2 separate regions of the Mus musculus genome follow, and region 2 is linked to region 1. Evidence: chromatin contacts called from ENCODE Hi-C or POLR2A ChIA-PET data. All regions are on one chromosome and are shown on one strand. Each heading gives the region's core, a stretch centred on a gene start or an enhancer-like site at or near the end of the contact. The rest is flanking DNA. Distances are from core to core; before and after follow the strand shown. Region 1 holds the start of Rbms1 (RNA binding motif, single stranded interacting protein 1). Region 2 has its middle 42 kb from the start of Rbms1.

Evidence for each region. Hi-C counts contacts between places; a loop is a spot of excess contacts on that map. ChIA-PET counts read pairs that join two places held with the same protein, here RNA polymerase II (POLR2A).
Region 2: a loop to region 1 is called in a map of heart, with 3 times the contacts of the local background. The contact joins the enhancer-like site here to the promoter of Rbms1 in region 1. A Hi-C loop is called at or near these places in 1 of 37 maps with a recorded cell type or tissue (heart). POLR2A ChIA-PET finds 5 or more read pairs at or near these places in 3 of 5 experiments (all embryonic stem cell).

What each region holds. Positions count from the first base shown.
Region 1 is chr2:60,879,986-60,884,199 of GRCm38, forward strand. It overlaps Rbms1 (RNA binding motif, single stranded interacting protein 1), which reads right to left and starts at 1,453. Exons shown (of 14, transcript NM_001141931.1): 1 at 1,133-1,453. The coding sequence starts at 1,201. It overlaps LOC108168762 (a long non-coding RNA gene), which reads right to left. Exons shown (of 2, transcript XR_003953832.1): 2 at 2,981-4,214.
Region 2 is chr2:60,920,933-60,925,718 of GRCm38, forward strand. It overlaps a transcript of Rbms1 not described here. Among named protein-coding and RNA genes, the nearest start is that of Rbms1, 42 kb to the left of the region's middle. Within about 2 kb of position 2,444, at least 1 of the 3 ENCODE cell types and tissues checked has a DNase peak (open chromatin) inside an H3K27ac peak, as active enhancers do; it is heart, where a contact is called at or near this core.

The DNA.
Region 1 (4,214 bases), core at 203-2,702:
GAAACCCAGGGACATTTATTTACTTCTTTTAAAGGGGAATTTTAACAAACAAAAGAGGCAAAGAAAGTAAAATAGAAAATAGTACTTTGTGACCCCGAGGAAGCATTTCAGATGGGCTGATGCTGGACAGCCGGAACAATAATCCTGCAAACCGCCACAAAGAACTCAGCAGGCTCCAGTGCCACACATCTGGATCTTAATGGAACCACAGTTTACGTGGAAGGGTGCATTTTGCTGCTATCATTACTGGGATAACTTAATTGATCTGTCTCTGTGGCTGAGGGTGTAGACTAGAGATTTATTACGAAGGGAAAAGATCTGCAATGCTGCCTTTTCTTTTTCAACAAGCATTCTGTCACTGACCTCTAAACGAGTTTAACCTTTTCTGAGCAGACCTGCACATTTTTAACATAATTTAGAGCTAGGGTTTTTGTTGTTGTTATTGCTGCTGCTGAGAGGCTGTGGGGTTTTTATCACAACATGGCTTCAGTAACCTTCTTTCAAAAACAAAGATGTTAAAAACAAAAGACCGAAACTAAAACCTGCCAGTTCCACTCCTTTTCCAGGCAGGGGATTCGGATGTAACCTTTCAAGTGCCTTTGGAGTTCAATCTGTTAGAAAATGTATGAAACAAAATTAGAATAGGAAAAGGCGTGTGTATGACTCAGGCTTATCCCAGTATCTCTATCACAGGATTTCCCTGTGTTTCTGAAAACCTTGAGAAAGTGACAGAAGTTCCTGTTTTTCTTTTCTTTTTTGTCTTTTTTTTTTTTTTTTTAAAATAAGAAGGGTGGCGCGCGCGAACACACACACACACACACACACACACACACACACACACACACACGTCTTCCGGGTTCCCCATGAATCAGACAGGTTTCTTGGAGGTCCCCTAGTGCAATGCAAAGCACTGCCCCGACGTATCCCCAGTTCCTCTGTACACAAAGGTCTCCAGGAAACCCCCAAACTTGTTGCGGGCCGCCGGAGCCCTTGGCCGCGCGCCTGCCCGTCCCACCTCTCCGCCAGTCCCCGTCCCGGTCCCCCCGGGCATCTCTCCGCCCGCCGCCTCCTTCCGAAACCGGGTCACCGCCCCGCGCGCTCGGCGCAGGCCTGGGGAGCGCGGCAGCCTCACCTGCTTGCGGTAGGGCGTCCTGCAGCCGCCGGCAGCGCCGGGGTGGCCGCTGCCGCTGGGGAAGATCATCTCGGGCGCGGGGAGCTGAGGCAACCGGGGCCGCGGCGCTCCGGGAACTCCCTCTCTCGCCTGTCCGGGCAGGCGGAGGGAGGATGCGGCCGGGGACTGGCTCGCGGCTCCCGCCCTAAAAGTGCGGCGCGACGCGCGCGGCCGGCGACTCTCGAGCAGCTCCGGGGGCCGCCGCCCTGCGTGCCATGGACCGGAGTTCGCGCGCGGTGCCGGCGGCAGCGGACGAGCAGCGCCGCCGCGTCCCCACCTCCCGCCGCCTCAACCACCGCCCCGAGAGCGCGCCGGCCGGGGGCGGGGAAGCAGCCGCGCACCGCCTAGTGCCGCGCCCAGCCCTCCCGCGCCTCCCGCCCGCCCGGCCGCCCGGCCGCGCCCGCTCCCCCGGCCTCGGCCCCCGCGCTCGGCCTCCCGGGCTGGGGCGGCAACCCGGGCTGCGCGGCGCCCCCATCCCGCGCAATGGTTGGCTCTGGCGCCCCGCATGCCTCACATTCCTGGGAGCAGCCACCCCAGGCCCTTGGGCCAGGCGTCGCCGTGGCTTCGCACCCCACTTGGCTGCCCCTTTTAAGGGCATCGCTTCGGGAACCGCTGGAACACCTGGATAGGAAGCCAATGGCCCGCCTTTTCTTTCATCTTTCACAGCAGCCCCTGGTCCCGAAAAGGCGCGGATAATTACTCTCACTTCCCTGTCCAGATCTACCTCCCAGGACACTTCTCAGCCCCCCAGTTATAAGCATGCTACATTTTTGTAGAGCAAACGGGTGGGTTTTTTTTGTTTTGTTTTGTTTTGTTTTTGTGTTTTCCTTTCCAGTCCCTCACCCAAATACACCCGGGAAAGTTTTCAATTTCATTCTTGTGCCACAGAGGAAGAGTTTTCCTTCAAGACAACATTATCAAAAAAGCAATGAAAACCTTATAAGCCATCCAAAGGGGAGACCTGTCCTTCCTGGAAAAGACAGAAGATACAGGAATTCAACCTAGTTATTAAAAAGACGGCAAGAAAGGGACAAAGACAGGAGTAATTTCCTTTGTTCTCAAGTGGAAAAAAAAATAAAAACTGCTTCTCTTGCCGCTCCTTTTGCAGTCACCTCTCTGGATGTAGCTAGCAGGCTTTGAACACATGTTGATGTGGAGGCCTCAGAAGAGGGTGGTCAAGCAAGCCATTTCTGGATAGGGTTACCAGGGCTGGTTGCCATCTTTAAATTGGCGACGGGGTCCCTGACAAGTATTCCTGAATTCTGGGATTACAGCCACAGTACACATACATAGGTCTTCCCTGGCTTCTAACATCTTCCTGGAAAGGCCCATCTGCTACAACAATGAAAAATCCCAGCTTGTCTTAACAAGAGAAGGAACTCAAACTCTGGCTGTCACAGAGATGCTATGAACGTCAACTTTCTAGCCAAAGTGTAGCCATTCAGAGACTTTTCTGAAAACAAAGTTGAAAATTATACTTCCCAGAAATCCTGCTGGTGACTTAGTCAGCTGCTTCCAAAGTCCCCAGAGTTCCAGCAAAAGTAACAAGAAATAATAAGTCTTGCCTATTGAAAGCAGACACACCCACAACACACACATAATCCTAATTCTTTTCACTTAAAAAAAAAAAAAAAACAGCAAAGGCTAGGGTATTCGGTGCATACTGGGCAAGTAAAACCTTAAAATTCACAGGATATCTGCCCTTGAAAGTGTTTAAAGATTACAGCACAGCCAGGCTGTGAGCTAGTGGGGACCCCAGAACTGTTTTTCTACTACTACTCCATGCATTGGTTTTGTTTTTTTTTTTGGTTTTTTTTTTTTTTTTTTTTTTTTTTTTTGCTGTGACCTGTTGTCTTTCCTCACTATGAGCCAGCACAAATGCAAAGTGGACAGTTTTAGTTCCAACTGTTCAAGTCGAAGATGCCTTTTCCTGAGGACTCGAGACACACCCTACTTCATCCTACCCTCTGCACTATTACCACAAGTCCCACCAGTCATCTACAGAAAAAGCCAGTGTACAACCTCAGTTGTCCTGACTGGTCTCTTAGGAAACCACAATTGAAACCACAGAAGAACAGCATTAAATTTTTTTATGGCTTTTCTCTCAAGTCATGATGTACTTGCTGGGTCATGACCCATTGGATACTGTGCTATTCCAAAATGCTAGCACTCGATTGGATGTCTAATAGTTCTCTAGAGATAAGAAAATGTTAAATGATAAAATTTAAAGAGATGGCAAAATAAATCTGATACTAGTAGAATGTGCAAATAATACTGAGAGGTATTAAGAGAACTGACCTTAAGACTTAAAATGAATCTAAGAATTAGCATGCTGTTTATAGTTTCACATGAACTGCTTAAAAAGAAAAAACATAGACATGTAGTACTTAAAAAAAAAGGAAACTTGAGTTCAAAAGCTCCAAATATGAAGTAGATCTATAAGCCATTATACAAAGAAGAAAAGATTAATAGTCCAACCTCAAAATAGGATCACAGAAACCCAAAAATTCAAACTTAAGGGAAATAGCTGGAATATGAAACTCTGTATATAACATACACAATCAATTCTAGATAATCCATGAGCAATTATAGGGATGGAGTCTAGCGAGGTCCGTCTAGAAAAGTCCACTTTCATTGTTGTCGATTTTGAAAGAGACATCAGAAACTAAAGGAACTGACCAGAAAGCCTGCAAGCTATTCGGGTGAAAATTCAGTGCTGCGGAGCCTTGTCCTGTGTACCTCCTTCTCCACCCTCAGCCTTAGGTGAAGCTGTGGGAATCTGACCCAGGGGCAGCCACTCTACAGACTGGCCAGTGACCTATGATCTGGGTGGGACTGGAAACATGAGCTCGCCAATCTGATTCTCAACCCTTGGGAATTTGATTCACAAAACTCCAAGGGCTAAACCAGTTAGGAAAGGGAAAGAAATGGCAAGAGCTGCCTGGGGTGAGGGGAGGGGGAGGGGAGAGGAGGCCATGACAGGCCAGAACCATATGCAAGCCAAGCTTATGAGGAAGCAGAAGCTATGAGGAAACAGGAAGCT
Region 2 (4,786 bases), core at 1,194-3,693, 42 kb after region 1:
TACAAGCTTGCGGTGCAAACCAGACAAGTCAAGCCTTAGTGTAAAGCACTCCTGAGCCCCACACGGGAGACTGAGTGCAGAACCTATGTGCGAGTGTGGACAGGCCTAGGCCCTGTCTTCTGGAGATCTGTAGCGATGCAATAAAGACCCACAAGTCACACTGCTTATGAGAAGGCTCCATGGGCTTATGCAAAAGAGAGTTTGATCTGGAGGTCTCCTTGCTCCTAGGAAATACCAGTGTCTTTATCGTAGACCTTTATGGCTGTCTGTTCCAGTGAGCCAATAGTCCCTTCCAGTGATTGTTCTGTCAGGTCACTGGGTGACCCACATAGGTTGACCTTCTATCATGGATAGAGACCATGAACATACTGTGTGCCAGAAATCACCAAGCTAAGCACTGGCTGGAATAAAAGGGAACAACATACACAAGCTCTGCTACCGTGGGATTTAGAGTCTCCAGGGAACACATCTCCGATAGTCATGAACAAGTCCTCACAAGCAAAAAGTTTCTCAGGAAACAATAGGAACTGTAAAATGACATTACGGGGGTTCTTAATTTGGGAGGGGGCAGCACAGCTTCCCGAGAAATTTTTGTTTGTTTGTTTGTTTTTTTGCTCAAACCACTTAATTTTATAATACTTTAGAGTATCTTTACCTATGGAATGGAGAAACAGTACCAACACTGTGGAACTTTTGTGAGTATTAGATGACAAACAAAATCATGAATGACAGTGACAAGAATTGTATTAATGATCCATATATGTTTCTGCAATTATTTTATTTTATTTATTTATTTTGATTTTCCAAGACAGGGTTTCTCTGTGTAGCCCTGGCTGTCCTGGAACTTATTTTGTAGACCAGGCTGGCCTCGAACTCAGAAATCCACCTGCCTCTGCCTCCCGAGTGCTGGGATTAAAGGCGTGCGCCATCACGCCCAGCTTTGCAATTATTTTATAATTACAATGATATCTGTGATTCTTTAAATTATTAACCTGGGTGCAAACAAATATTTTTTAAAACCTGGGTGGCAAAAAAGAGTAGAGGGAGGAGCATAAAGAACTCTTCAAGACAGAGACAAAATTATACTGCAAGTGTGAACTTTATATACAAAATATATGCAAAGCTTCTGGTGTCCTAGGTAGGTAGAATTAAGATCTCAAAAGAAAATAAAAAGAGAATAAACCTTAAAAATCCTCTGGATCTTTCAAAAGCCCTTCTTCTCACCTTAACTACACTAAGAACATCTCTTGTACTCATTATTCACAATTTTTTTTTTACATTTTCCAAGTTTTTTCCACTAAGCAAATTACCATGGTAATTTCAAAAAGAAAATATTTAACAGCAGTGCTCCGTCATTTGTTCATCTGCAACTAGCTAAGTCTTCCAGGGTACCGCTTCTCTTCTGAGCATCTGTCACTGTCCACTCCCCTAACTGCCCTATCCCACAGGCTCTCTTAGAAAGGGCTTCACAGAGAGCTGGTCATGTCTCCTCAACTTGGATCCCCTCAGTAGCAGGATCAGAGCACAAAGAGCAAGCACGGCCTAGAGCATCACTCCCAGGATCCTTAGCGAAACTGTCCAGATGGCTCAGGACCAAAGCCTGTCTATTGTTCCAAAGTCATTTCCTGTCACTCTCTGTGCAAACCCTCACACCCACTCCAGCCACACGGAACTTCCCACAGTTTTCCAAACATACCATACACTCTGTCTTGGCTCATGTTCATTTTTATGTCAAGAGTAGTCGTCTAACCTCATTATGCAGCAAAATTTAATTATTCCCTCTCAACCCACTGAGCTTCGGCCTCATCTCTCACTCTGTTCACCTCTCCACAAAACAGACTCCAGAACCTTCTCCTGACAACACTCACCATGAAACCCTCCAGAAATGTTTATCTCGGCTTATGAGTCCTATCAAGACAGAATCTGTGTCTACATAACCTTTATTTGTTGTTACATCTAACTCATAAATCGTAATTGTCTGGGTTGTTGCTATTCCAATGGAGGTAATACTAGACTGGAAGCTGAGAGTCTTGGCTCAATCACAGCACTTGGAGGTAGAGGTAGTTCTGGGATACATAAGGACAACTTGCCTTAAAAAACAAACAAAACCTAGGCCAGGGTATCTAGAGTGGTTTCTTTGAGGAAGTTTCGTAAGAAGTAGATTGTTTAGGTTAGCTATCAAAAAGGTGCAAGGACAACGCGCTGTTCTTGTTGTTTATTCTTTTCTTGACTGTTATATATAAGGGTTTACACACACGAACGCAGTTATGAACTATGGTAAATGCTAGAGAGGAAAAGAACAGGAAATGAGGTAAGGGGGGCAGTGTTGAGGAAGCAACTGTAATAATGAGAAGTAATGAACACAGAGAAATTAGTCACAGCAAGAGAAGGAGAAAGTGCATTCAAGCGGGAGGAGAATATCCTGGAAGGTCCTGGTGGAGGGGGGAGGGAGTTGGCTTGCTCACTTGGGAAGGTATGCACATGCTCGAGTGTAGCATGCATGTGGAAGCCAGATGTTGATGTCATGTGTCACTATCCTATTTTCTGAGACAGGGACTCTCACTGAACTTGAAACTCACCAACTCACCTAAACTGGCTGGCAGGAAAACCTCAGGGGAGCCTTTTGTTGCTGGCTCCCTAGCATTCTAACACACCCAGCCTTTCATGTGGACTCTGAGGGGATTGAACTCAGGTCCTAGTGATAGTGTGGCATGTTATATATATACATATACATATACATATATCCATAATTGAAAGATTAATATTTAGGCAGACTGCCAGTGAAGTGGACAAAGCTCTCTGACTTTTCAATACATTTAGAATACTAGTTATTTGGACATCTGTCAGTCAAACACACTCACTGGTTAAAGTTAAACCACATCTATATCCTTGTTTCTCTGAAAAGCATAGCGCATGCAGCGCAGACCCAGGCTCCTAGAAGGCCACCTTGAACACGTCTTGGTATTTTAATCGCACCAACATCTCTAAAGCTTCCTGTCAAGATAAAGCCTGTCGTCTGATGTTGGCTGAAACTCACAATTTTCATTTTAACTTCAGTGAAAACTCAGCCTTTCCCACCTGAGCGGACGCTTTGTGAGCAGCAGGCACGACACAGCAAATGCTGCTATTTTTGTTTGTTTAGAAATGTCACAGGCCTTCTCTCTGTCAAGAACAAATCCACTCAACTTATAGTCATGTCACACACACAAAAAAAGAGAGATAAAAATGCAGTATCATAGCTAGGATGTTCTTGTGACATTTTCTGAAGCCAATAAACATGGTGCAGCCAGAAAAGGCAAGAAGAAAAAAAAAAAAAAGAAAGAAAAAGAAAGGGGGGGGGTGGGGTGGAGGGGGCAGGCAGGGGGCGGGGCATCCGTTCACACTTCAGTGTGTGGGACTCTGAATGCCAAGGAGTTACTCATGAGTTCTAGCTAGGACTAGGGAAGGAACTAAGCGCTGAGAGGACAGCACAGTATCCAATGAACAGCCCAGCAAGGACAGTAGAGAAAAACTCAGGGCCAGAGCATGCAATGCCATGCAAACTTCTTTTCCACTTGTCTTATAAGCAACAATTACAGGCTGTGTTAATAAACAAACAAACAAAAAACACCAAAAACAATGTTTGGAAAACATCAACAGAAGAAAAATGAAAAACCAAAGAAGAGAGTAAGGAACATACACCTTAGAGGAAAGTAAACAGAGGGGAAACTAAAAAAAAAAAAAAAAAACCAAAAACCAAAACAAAAAAAAGTGAGGGGGGAATACTAGTTACATCTTGAATAATACCACTGCCAAGATTAAAGCGAAAATACCTAACACATGCTGCTTTGGCCCTGTATTTAATGCCTTCCATGGTTCATCTGATTTAAACTTCTTACGAACTCTACAGTGGGGAATAAGGCTATTTCTGTTTCAATGATAAGGAAACTTGTGTTAAATGTAGGATCTGGAAGCCTGTGAACGTGAGGTCAGCTTCATCCATCCGCAGCCTGTGCAAATGAATTCCATATACACTTCTCTGTTCTTTTAATCTAGATAATGGGGACTTAAATTACGGCTGACATGAATGGCTATCTTAATCCTTTAAAGGAAAGGGTTCGTAAGTCATATTTTAGGTTTCCCATTTTTCCTGAACATGTTAGCTTCAGAAGAACTCACCACAGACTTAGCATAGTTGAAATGTGTCCGGTCAGGATGTGCTAAGATCAACAGGTCTGTCTTCTTCTTATCCTCCACTGAAGCAGAATGCTCTCTGAGTTTGTTGTTCCTGGCTTGTCTGCCTTGGTTGTTTACACTGCTGGCGCTCAGCTTTCCCTGGTTGCCATGAGGATCCAACACTCACACACTCCCATCCAGCAAACCTCAGCTTACGGGAGCTAAGGGTCTTGTACAACTTAGTATTCAGCGAACTGACAGCATTACTGTTTCACAGCAGAGTAAATGGAGGCTCGTATGTACTGGTGGGGAGTGTAGCCCAGGACATATTGGGCACATAAGAAGCTGTGGATTTGATCTCCATCACAAAAACAAAAGGAAAAGAAACTCAGATCCTCATGACAGGCAACAAAGCAGCTGGGATTTGAACATGGTCTTTCTGTCCTTCTGCTTCCTGCCACATGGGTTTGTGGCAAGAAACAAGACAACCTTCTATTGCTGTAGTAATGGCTCCAAGAAATAGCCAGAATATACTCTAGAAGGACAGCACCCATGGCCAGATGGAGAGTTCAGCCTATGTCTGAACTGGTAGCAGCCACATGTCAAGTGACCCCCTTGATGGTTACCTGGA